2 separate regions of the Homo sapiens genome follow, and region 1 is linked to region 2. Evidence: read pairs that join two places in POLR2A ChIA-PET (ENCODE). Cell type or tissue: OCI-LY7. All regions are shown on one strand. Each heading gives the region's core, and the rest is flanking DNA. Links, peaks and the distances in the headings are about the cores only. Region 1 has its middle 160 kb from the start of RIPOR2. Region 2 holds the start of LOC102724765 (a long non-coding RNA gene).

Region 1 (4,399 bases), core at 186-4,185, 60 kb before region 2:
TAGGAATGCTTTTATTTCTCAGGTACATCAAGGAAACAAACACCAAAAATGACCCAAATGAACTCAACAATCTTATCAAGAAAAACTCTGATGTGATAACATGGACCCCTCGACCGGGAGCCACCCTTGATCTGGGAAGAATGCTGAAGGATCGAACAGACAGGTTTGGCTTAAATATTTTTAGAGGATAAAAATGTTTTATAATTTTTTTTCAATACTATTAGAAAATAAATGGCTCACCTCTGGCCTCTTGACAGGTTCCTATTTTGTTTGTTATACAGTAAAATCCACACATCACTTTTTATTTTATTTTTTTGAGATGGAGTCTCACTCTGTTGCCTAGGCTGGAGTGCAGTGGAGCGATCTTGGCTCACTGCAACCTCCACCTCCCAGGTTCAAGCGATTCTCCTGCCTCAGCCTCCTGACGAACTGGGATTACAGGCACATGCCACCATGCCCGGCTAATTTTTGTATTTTTAGTAGAGACGGGGTTTCACCATGTTGGTTAGGCTGGTCTTGAACTCCTGACCTCATGATCTGCCCACCTCCACCTCCCAAAGGACTGAGATTACAGGCGTGAGCCACTGCGCCTGGCCTACCTCACTTTTTAAAAATGGAAGTCTTCCCATTTAAATAAAATGAACTATCCAATAAGTATGTCACAAATCTAGGGGAAAAAAAGACTGAATTTTTTCCTAATCTTTTCATCCTATATAACAGTGACTCAAATGTTTTCATCATCTCAGAACCTTACTAGCGAGTAAACAGTGAAGAATCTTTTATTAAGGTCCATTGATACAGCTCAAAAATAAATTATTTTATGAAAGTAAAAAGCAATAAGAAAATTAGTTTTCATATCAGTGCAAATATTACCCAATTTCCCATTCCACAGATAGTACATTTGAACAAGTAACAATAACACACTGGAAATGCAATCCAAGAAAAGTTAACATGATGCCACAAAGCTATATTTTTGAATACTACTCTAAGCCAAATGAAACCATCATGGGCTATTTGGAAATGGACTAACATTTTGGAGAGTGGTACATGCAATTACCAAAAGCTCACCCTCTCCCAGCCTTACCTCTGCAAAGTCAGTATGAATGATAAATCAGCTCATTCTGTCTTTTGCTAACTTCCCATATTAAACGAGTTATCAAATCTGGTCAATTCTCCTTCATAAAGCACTCACAAATCCATCACTCGTCTCCAGCCTCTTCTGCCCTGGCCTTAATTCTGCCTCTCAAAATTTCTCACTTAGACTCCTGCAGTGCCCCCCAACTTGTATCTGTGCCTCCCCCACAACTTCCCTTGATCCATCTTTCATGCCAGTGTCTTCAATCTGCTGGTCACAATCCATTGGCAAGTCACAAAATTAATGCCATTGCTCACAGCCAATGTTTTAAACATGAAATAGAATAGAATAAAATGGAATAGGATAGAAAATACCTGAGTACATTGCATGTAACAAGGGTATTATTTCATGAAACTTCCGTTTCATAGGTACCCTTGGTAGGGGGACTCCAGGGTCCTAATGTAAAATGTAGTCTTTACTGGGATGATAGGCAAAATGTTTGAAAGCCCCTGCTCTTCATTGCTGACAAAGTAACCTTTCTAAAATGCAAACATTCTTGTTTAAAATTCTGTAGGATATCCTTAGTGCCTCCAGGATAAAAGTGTTTTTAATTTTATTTTCCAGGTCTAAAGGTTTTTAATTATTCCAGTTCTTAGCAAGGTATTCAAGAGCCTTCGTCATTTTACATTTGCCTAACTCTCCAAAAATCTTCTCTTTCGATTGCCCCAGCAGTTTTCAAGCTTTAATGAACATAGGAATAATTGAAGAGACTCACATAAATCCAGATCCCTGGACTCCCTTCCCCCACAGATCCTGATTCAGTAGATCTGAGGTAGAGCCCAGGAATCTGCATTTGTATTCTTGTGCCTCACCAAAGCATTCTGGGTGACTAGAAAGTCAACACCGTTGGGTCTTAGAGCTAAGACGAAGTATAGAGGACACACAGAGACCAAGTGCTCTAACTGCCTTGCAAGGGGAAGAGGAAAAAATTGTGACCAAGGAAAGCTTAATCTGGATCTTTGGCATTTAGAGATGAGGAGGATGTCACGAGTAAGTAGAGAGGAGAAAGAGATTCTAGTCAGAAACAATGGCATGTGCTGGAGAAGGCAAGTGTATAATGGGTTTGGTGAATGCGGATACTTTGAATGAGGGCATAAATATATGTGATTCATTCAGAAATGATTTATTGAACTCCTTCTGTGTGCAAGTCATCATCCCAGATACAGAGGATACAGCTGTGAAGAGGCTTTTGCCCTCATGAAGCCATCTGTCTTCCTAAGTAGAGGGCTTGTGAGTGAAAGCAGAGGAAAAGGGTGAGATAGGCGGCAGCCAGGCTCGGAGAAAGGCCCCAGAAGCCAGTGCAGGGAATTTGTCCTGTGAGTGAGGGGAGCTGCAGAAAGTTATAAAGCAAAGAAGGGACATTGCTGAGTTTTTATTTAGAAAAACCATTTCAGCTTTGCAGAGAATGGACTGGGGAACAGGTAGAACCACTGGAGTAAGGGAGAGTGGTTGGGAGGGTGTGGCTTTCTATAGAAAGAGATTAGTGAAGCTCTACACTGAGGCAAGGCAAGGAGTTGCAGAAGAAGATTTGAGATACATTTAGAAGGAAGAAGCTTTAGGATTTGGTAAATTTTTTTTTTTTTTTTTTTTTTTTTTTTTTACAGAAACCAGTACATCTGTAGCTTTGGGCATATAAAAGTATAGTTTTGAGAAGAAGGTCAGCTACTGCCACGTCTTTATGAGATGGGCACCTATTTCCCTCCTTATATTTTCTTTATCCAGATCACATCCTATTCCATTCTTGGGATTTAAAATTCCATGTTTTATGCAAGGATACATCTTCACATGGGATGGACAGAATTCTAGGATTGTCAGAGAACTCTACCACATTACTGGCTGGGTTTAAGGATAAAAACTGGCATCTGTCTATTGGCTGTGCTTTGATTAGGACAGCAAGAGCACCATATATTAGAGACACAAAGTTCTGGGAATTTCTTAAAGATAGGCTAAAGTCATCCATATATCCAACAAATATTTATTGAGCACCTCCTATGGGTTCAGTCATGGTTGCTACTTTCACCAAACTTATATTCTAATTGGGGTGGGGAGGCACGAATGTGCAGGCATCCACAAAATCATGGCCAGATTATAAGCAACATTTCTGTAATTTACTTGTTTGAACAAAGAGGCCCAAATTAGTGGTTTTCACACGTTTTTTTCTAGACATAGACTTCTTTCTTTGAATGAAATCTGACTTAGAAACCTATCACACTAGACAATAGGAGCTGCTCTGATTTAGGCAATGGTGGGACCACTGAGGCACTTTTGTGGGACGCCTTGTGAATTATCTGAGGGGTCTCAAAGCTGCTAGTCTGGTTGACTTTTGCTACTTAAGTACTAACTTTTGCCTTCATTACTTGTTACTTTCTTTCACTGTTCTCACACCTTTGTGTCTTTAAGCAAGGGCATCATAGAGCCTCCAGAGGGGACAAAAATTTACAAGGATTCCTGGGATTTTGAACCTTATTTGGAAATCTTGAATGCTGCTCTAGGAGATGAAATATTTCTTCACTCATCCTGGATAAAAGAATACTTCACTTGGGCTGGATTTAAAGATTACAACCTTGTGGTCAGGGTATGCTATTGTTTGTCTTTGCTTTCTTGTATAATGGAAATACATGAACACCCCTTTGTTTTCCAATAAGCATTTATTAAGTCCTATCAACTGCCTAACAGAGAACAGATTTCACAATTGATCAGCAATCTCTTGTTGAATATTTAGAGAATGTACTGAAGTCCCTAAGTTTTTCTTTTGGAACATCTTTTATCTGCTATCACCACGTGTTTTTTGTTGTTTGTGTTTGTGAGTGTTTTTGGCATGGCAGGAACAGCTATTTAAACTGTGGGGCTAGAAGGTAGGATCCACCCAAAGAGGTAATCGCCCGGAGCAAGGTGAGGTAGAAGCAGGTAACCCTTGTCTGCAGCTATGCTGAGGCTGAATTGCACAAATTAAGAATTAGGCCTAGGTCTGCAGCTTAATCTAGCCCTGACACATACATACAGAGCCACAAGCTAAGAAAGAGTTCATGTTGTAACCTAGTCACCAAAACTGGACAGATCTCCAAAAGCAAACTAAATACTAGCAGACAGAGGGTGCAAGACAAAGAGGAGGTCTGAAATGGGACAGGAGTAACTGCAAAGTCAGTGAGTAACCAGCTACCTGTGGCTTATATGAGATGCCTGAAGTTGTACAGGGGAGCAAAGTTTAGGGATGTCATCAGGAAATGGACAACACTCACACTCTTAAGACACAAGTATTCATTA
Region 2 (4,399 bases), core at 315-4,314:
AAAGACACACATGTGTGATACTGAGCAGACATTCGGGAGAAGGACCTATCTGGTGTCCTGTAAACCCTGTCAAGCTGCTTACCTGTGACCTGCCCAGGTAAAGAGGAGTATAGACACAGCAACAGCCCGTGGGTGCCTGGGCCTTCTACATGATGACAGCAGGGTCAGGGCAGGGCACGGGAATGAGGGGTGGGCACAGATAACTGAATGCCCCGAGAGCCTTTCTTTCCTTTAGTCTGCCACAGTTGGGGTGGGCGATTAAAGGAAAGAAACCCTGAAAAGTATATAAGCTTTGACAACCAGGAGATTTGGCTTCAAATCCTGCTTCTACAACTTCTTAGCTGTTGGCCTGTGGGCAATTTATTCCACCTCCCTGAATGCCCACTTCCTCAACCTTAAAATGCTTATTACAGTAACACCCACCTCCCATTGTTATTGGAGGGGATTAAAAGACATAAAATATGTCAAGTGCCTAGCACAGTTCCTGGCAATGTAGCTATTGGGAGCTGAGGGCCTAAAAATGGTAATAGTGGCATTTGAGGCAGTATGAAGGGCTTACCATTGCCACCTCCACATTTTTTCCCAAAATAATGGGAGACATGTCATACTGGAGAAGGCATCCCCATCTTCCTCAGCCAGGCACCCTACCCTCACATTCAGCTGGCTTACACCACACCACACAGGAGGCAACACAGATACACTAGGGAAAAACTGATCTTGGCCCCTAGGGGTGTGACTCCTGTTCTTCTGGGAAAATGGAGTGTTTGCCCCCACAGAGGATCTCCAGGCTATTTTCAGTACAAGTAAATGCAACCAGATGACAGAGCCCACTTGGAACTTGTTTCGCCTCTTTAAAAAGTTGAACTCTAGCCTAGCGTGGTGGCTTACACCTGTAATTCCAATGCTTTGGGAGGCTGAGGTGGGAGGATCACTCGAGGCCAGGAATTAGAGACCAGCCTGGCAACATAGCAAGATCCTGTCTCTATAAACATTTTTTTTTAAGTTAGTGGGCATGGTGGTGTGTGCCTGTAAACCCAGCTACTCAGGAGGCTGAGGCAGGAGGATTGATTGAACTTAGGAACTGGAGGTTACACTGAGCTATGATCATGCCACTGCACTCCAGCCTAGGTGACAGCGCAAATGCTGTCTCAAAAAACAAAACAAAACAAAACAAAAACCCGTTGAACTCTGTTAGGTAGAGCTTTGATGGAGGCAGCCACTGGTTAGCACTTTTTGTGGACTCCAATCAGAGGAATGGAAATGAGTTTTCTCTGTCCCACTGAAAAGACAACAGTGACAAAGCTGATATGCACTTGAGATTAGGGAATCTGCTGTCTCAGAGATACCACTGGCGACTTCCTCCCAGTGTCAATGTGACTTAATTGTCTTGTTCTGCTTCGCCGGCCATTCTCCTGACTCAGTGTGATGGCATTCTTAATTGTGACTGGGCAAGGGGACCTGGTCAAGCAGCAGTCTGAATCCCACAGACGATGCCCTGGACTGTGGTTGGGGCTGTGGGACTTCGAAGGAGGGCTCTCCTGTCTGCCACCATCCTGGGTTGACAATTCTACACAAGGAGGTAAGAACCCAGCTGGCTATTCCTCACTGCACGTGCAGCTCTGGAAGGCACTCTGATTCATAGAAACAGTCTTAGATTTTCTTCTAAATACCACTGTCTTCAGATGAGAACCTGAAGGCAAGATCTCAGGGAGACAGAGGGGCCCGGGATAGGAAGAATATGTGGGCACCTCTCCCACAGTCCTCCATCTGCACAAGGCTACCCACTCTGCAGATGGCCCCTGCTTGCAGAGAGATCCAGCGTCAATTTACAGAGCAGCCCAGCTTCCTATCAGCTTTCTGTCCTGGCTCACCTGTTATCTGGCAAGGGTCAGGCCTTGACCACACTCATGTTTCTCCCCCGGCCTCCTCCACTCTGGGATTTTGTACCGGTATGGGGAGGCACTACGGTTGCAGATTTAGCTTTTCAGCGTGGATACAAGCACCCAAGTGTCCCAGACCACAGCAGAAACCGTGTTGCTGCCGTTTCCAACCTGCTGATTTGGTCTCTTGCTGCCGTTCTGACCAACAGAATTGCTACTGACTGACAAATCCCTTGTGCTGCGATTTTAGGCTTCAGGCTGGGCTTCTCTGCTCTGAAGTGGAGAAGGATATACCAGGAAAATTCCTCTCTTGGTTTCTGTTTCTTTTAAGCTACAAGCTTAAAGATTTGAGAGGAGGTCAGTGAGGAGTTTACCCCAAGTATAAAAAAGAAAGAAACCTTTTAGAACATTCTGTATAATTCATAGGTCACATATTTTCCTGGGTTTCAGTCTAGACACCTGCTAAGTTTATCCATTAACAGCCTCATCCCAGACAACAGGCGGCTGGGCCCCACAAAGCCTGGGTTTCTCCCCAGTTCTGAATCTTGTTTACCAACAGCTCTGCCAATTACAGAGAATGCTTTTTGTTTTAGGGACCCTAGTGTTTATACTGGCATAAAAATTATTTATATACCTTCAAACATGTTGTTACCTATTTTCTCATCATTCAGAAGAATACTTGCTTCTGTAGAAGGCTTACCCTCTTCCTTCCTGCCTGAATGATTAAATCCATGGGTACAATTGCCAAATGTCCAATTCCAGTTTATACTGTCAAGGAAGAAAAATGATGGGAAACTGGAGAATGGAAGGTACTTTGAATAATTCAGGGAGGTCCGTTGGTTGAGAAAGTGCTCTCTTTGTATGTACATGATCTGGACAGATATTTTAGCTGTCTCCAGCCGAGGATGGACAAAAGAGAGGGTGTGGAGGGAAAAGGAAAGGAGAGGAAGAAGCAGCAAATACAAATACAGCTAACAAACATAAAAAAGAAAATGAAACCAGCAGAGGGATTAGAGAACTCAGAGCCTCGATGGATTCTGAAGTCTGTAATTCTCAGGTTGTTTGTTTGATGAAGGATCTAAAGAGCCCAAAAGTTAATCACTAGAATGATAACTTGGTCTCTGGTTGGTAACAGAAAATTACCAGAATAGCAAATTTTCTCAGAAGCATTAAGCTAGTGTATCAAGTTGGGGGTAAGGAGGATCTTAGGGAATGCAAAGCATCTTGAAATATGTTAGCCTAGATTCAACCCACTATGTGAGTACCAGTTTTTCCTCTGAAATAGCAAGATCCAAGAAATTGTTTCACTGCGTAAGAACATGTTAACTATATACACACCCCTTACCCCCTCCTACCCTACCCACCCCCCCAACAGTTGTCAAAACTGTAAACTTGGGCAGTAGCACTGAAAAATATGTCTTGATTTTGTTTTCATCTAATACAAAGCTAATATGCGCATGTTGTATAAAAATCAAACAATACAGAAACATACAACAGAGAGAAAGTCATCTAGAATTCCCAGCCCTCACCCCGTACAGCGTAGCACTCCCATTTCTTTTGTAAAATATACTAAATATATATATATATAAAACCTTTTTGTAGTTTGTTTTAAAACGTTACCAATTCTCTATACATTCAAAAATAAAATTAAATAAACAAGTATGAGAAAAAATGCAAATTGAATGCAAACAGAAACCAATGAACTGTATTTCAAATGAATAGCACAACTACATGGAAGAAAAAGAAAAGAATTAATCCAAGTAACATTTGAACACAATACTTTGGCTAAATATCCTCAGTCAAAAAACCAAAAAAAAGAGAATAAAATAATAAAAAAATCTTAAACTCTGTTTAGCAGATTTGTTTTTTGTAGACCACAGTTATAACAATTCTAAAACTATATTGTGTATTGTAGAACTAAGCAAACAAGTACCTACAGGATGTGTTGGGAGCCTGTAGGATGTGTTGGGAGTTCTCATTGTGGGAGAAGGCAGATACAAATATAAAATGAGTGAAGACAAAAAAGAATCCTATTTGTTGCCCTGGAATTAGAATAATCTAGACAGACAGACAGACACAGATACTTCCTAGCTCTGTCCACTAAAAGGATCTAGAAGCAGTAATACCCAATAGCAATGAGCAACTTAGTACCCAGATGTTGGTTTTTAAATATCACTCACACCAAATGGAATGAGGGCTTCTTGGAAAAATGCTGATACCAGGGCTGCAGCAGTTAAATTACAAGATGAGGCTGAAACACCTTGTGCCAGAAAATAAAGAAGTGCTCAAAAAATTAAGGGAATCTGTCAAAAGGACTGGGGAGCTGCCTTGGAGGGGCTTCTACTGGCAAAACTGGGACACTGTGAGCATCAAATAAACAATGATGTTAATAGATTATAGCCCATTAAGTTAAATATCCATTTTTTAAATGTTAAAAATAAGAGCTAAAACCATAAAACTTTTTTTTTTTTTTGAGATGAGATCTCATTGTGTCACCCAGGCGTGTGGCGCCGTCGCGG

What was found. Peaks named below come from ENCODE experiments on the same cell type or tissue, not always from the same donor. Only the 100,000 strongest peaks of a DNase experiment are listed, where the experiment ranks them.
Region 1: POLR2A ChIA-PET joins it to region 2 with 5 read pairs; 2 of 35 experiments call an interaction of 5 or more read pairs at or near these places.

Annotation. Positions count from the first base shown.
Region 1 is chr6:25,092,825-25,097,223 of GRCh38, reverse strand. It overlaps the pseudogene CMAHP. Among named protein-coding and RNA genes, the nearest start is that of RIPOR2, 160 kb to the right of the region's middle. In OCI-LY7, for the core only: no CTCF peak of the experiment used is centred there; no DNase peak of the experiment used is centred there.
Region 2 is chr6:25,033,162-25,037,560 of GRCh38, reverse strand. LOC102724765 (a long non-coding RNA gene) reads left to right here and starts at 1,420. Exons shown (of 2, transcript NR_187803.1): 1 at 1,420-1,579. It also overlaps a transcript of RIPOR2 not described here. In OCI-LY7, for the core only: CTCF peaks have their summits at 504 and 722; DNase peaks (open chromatin) are centred at 1,360 and 2,060; H3K4me3 peaks cover 2,252 bases; H3K27ac peaks cover 1,570 bases.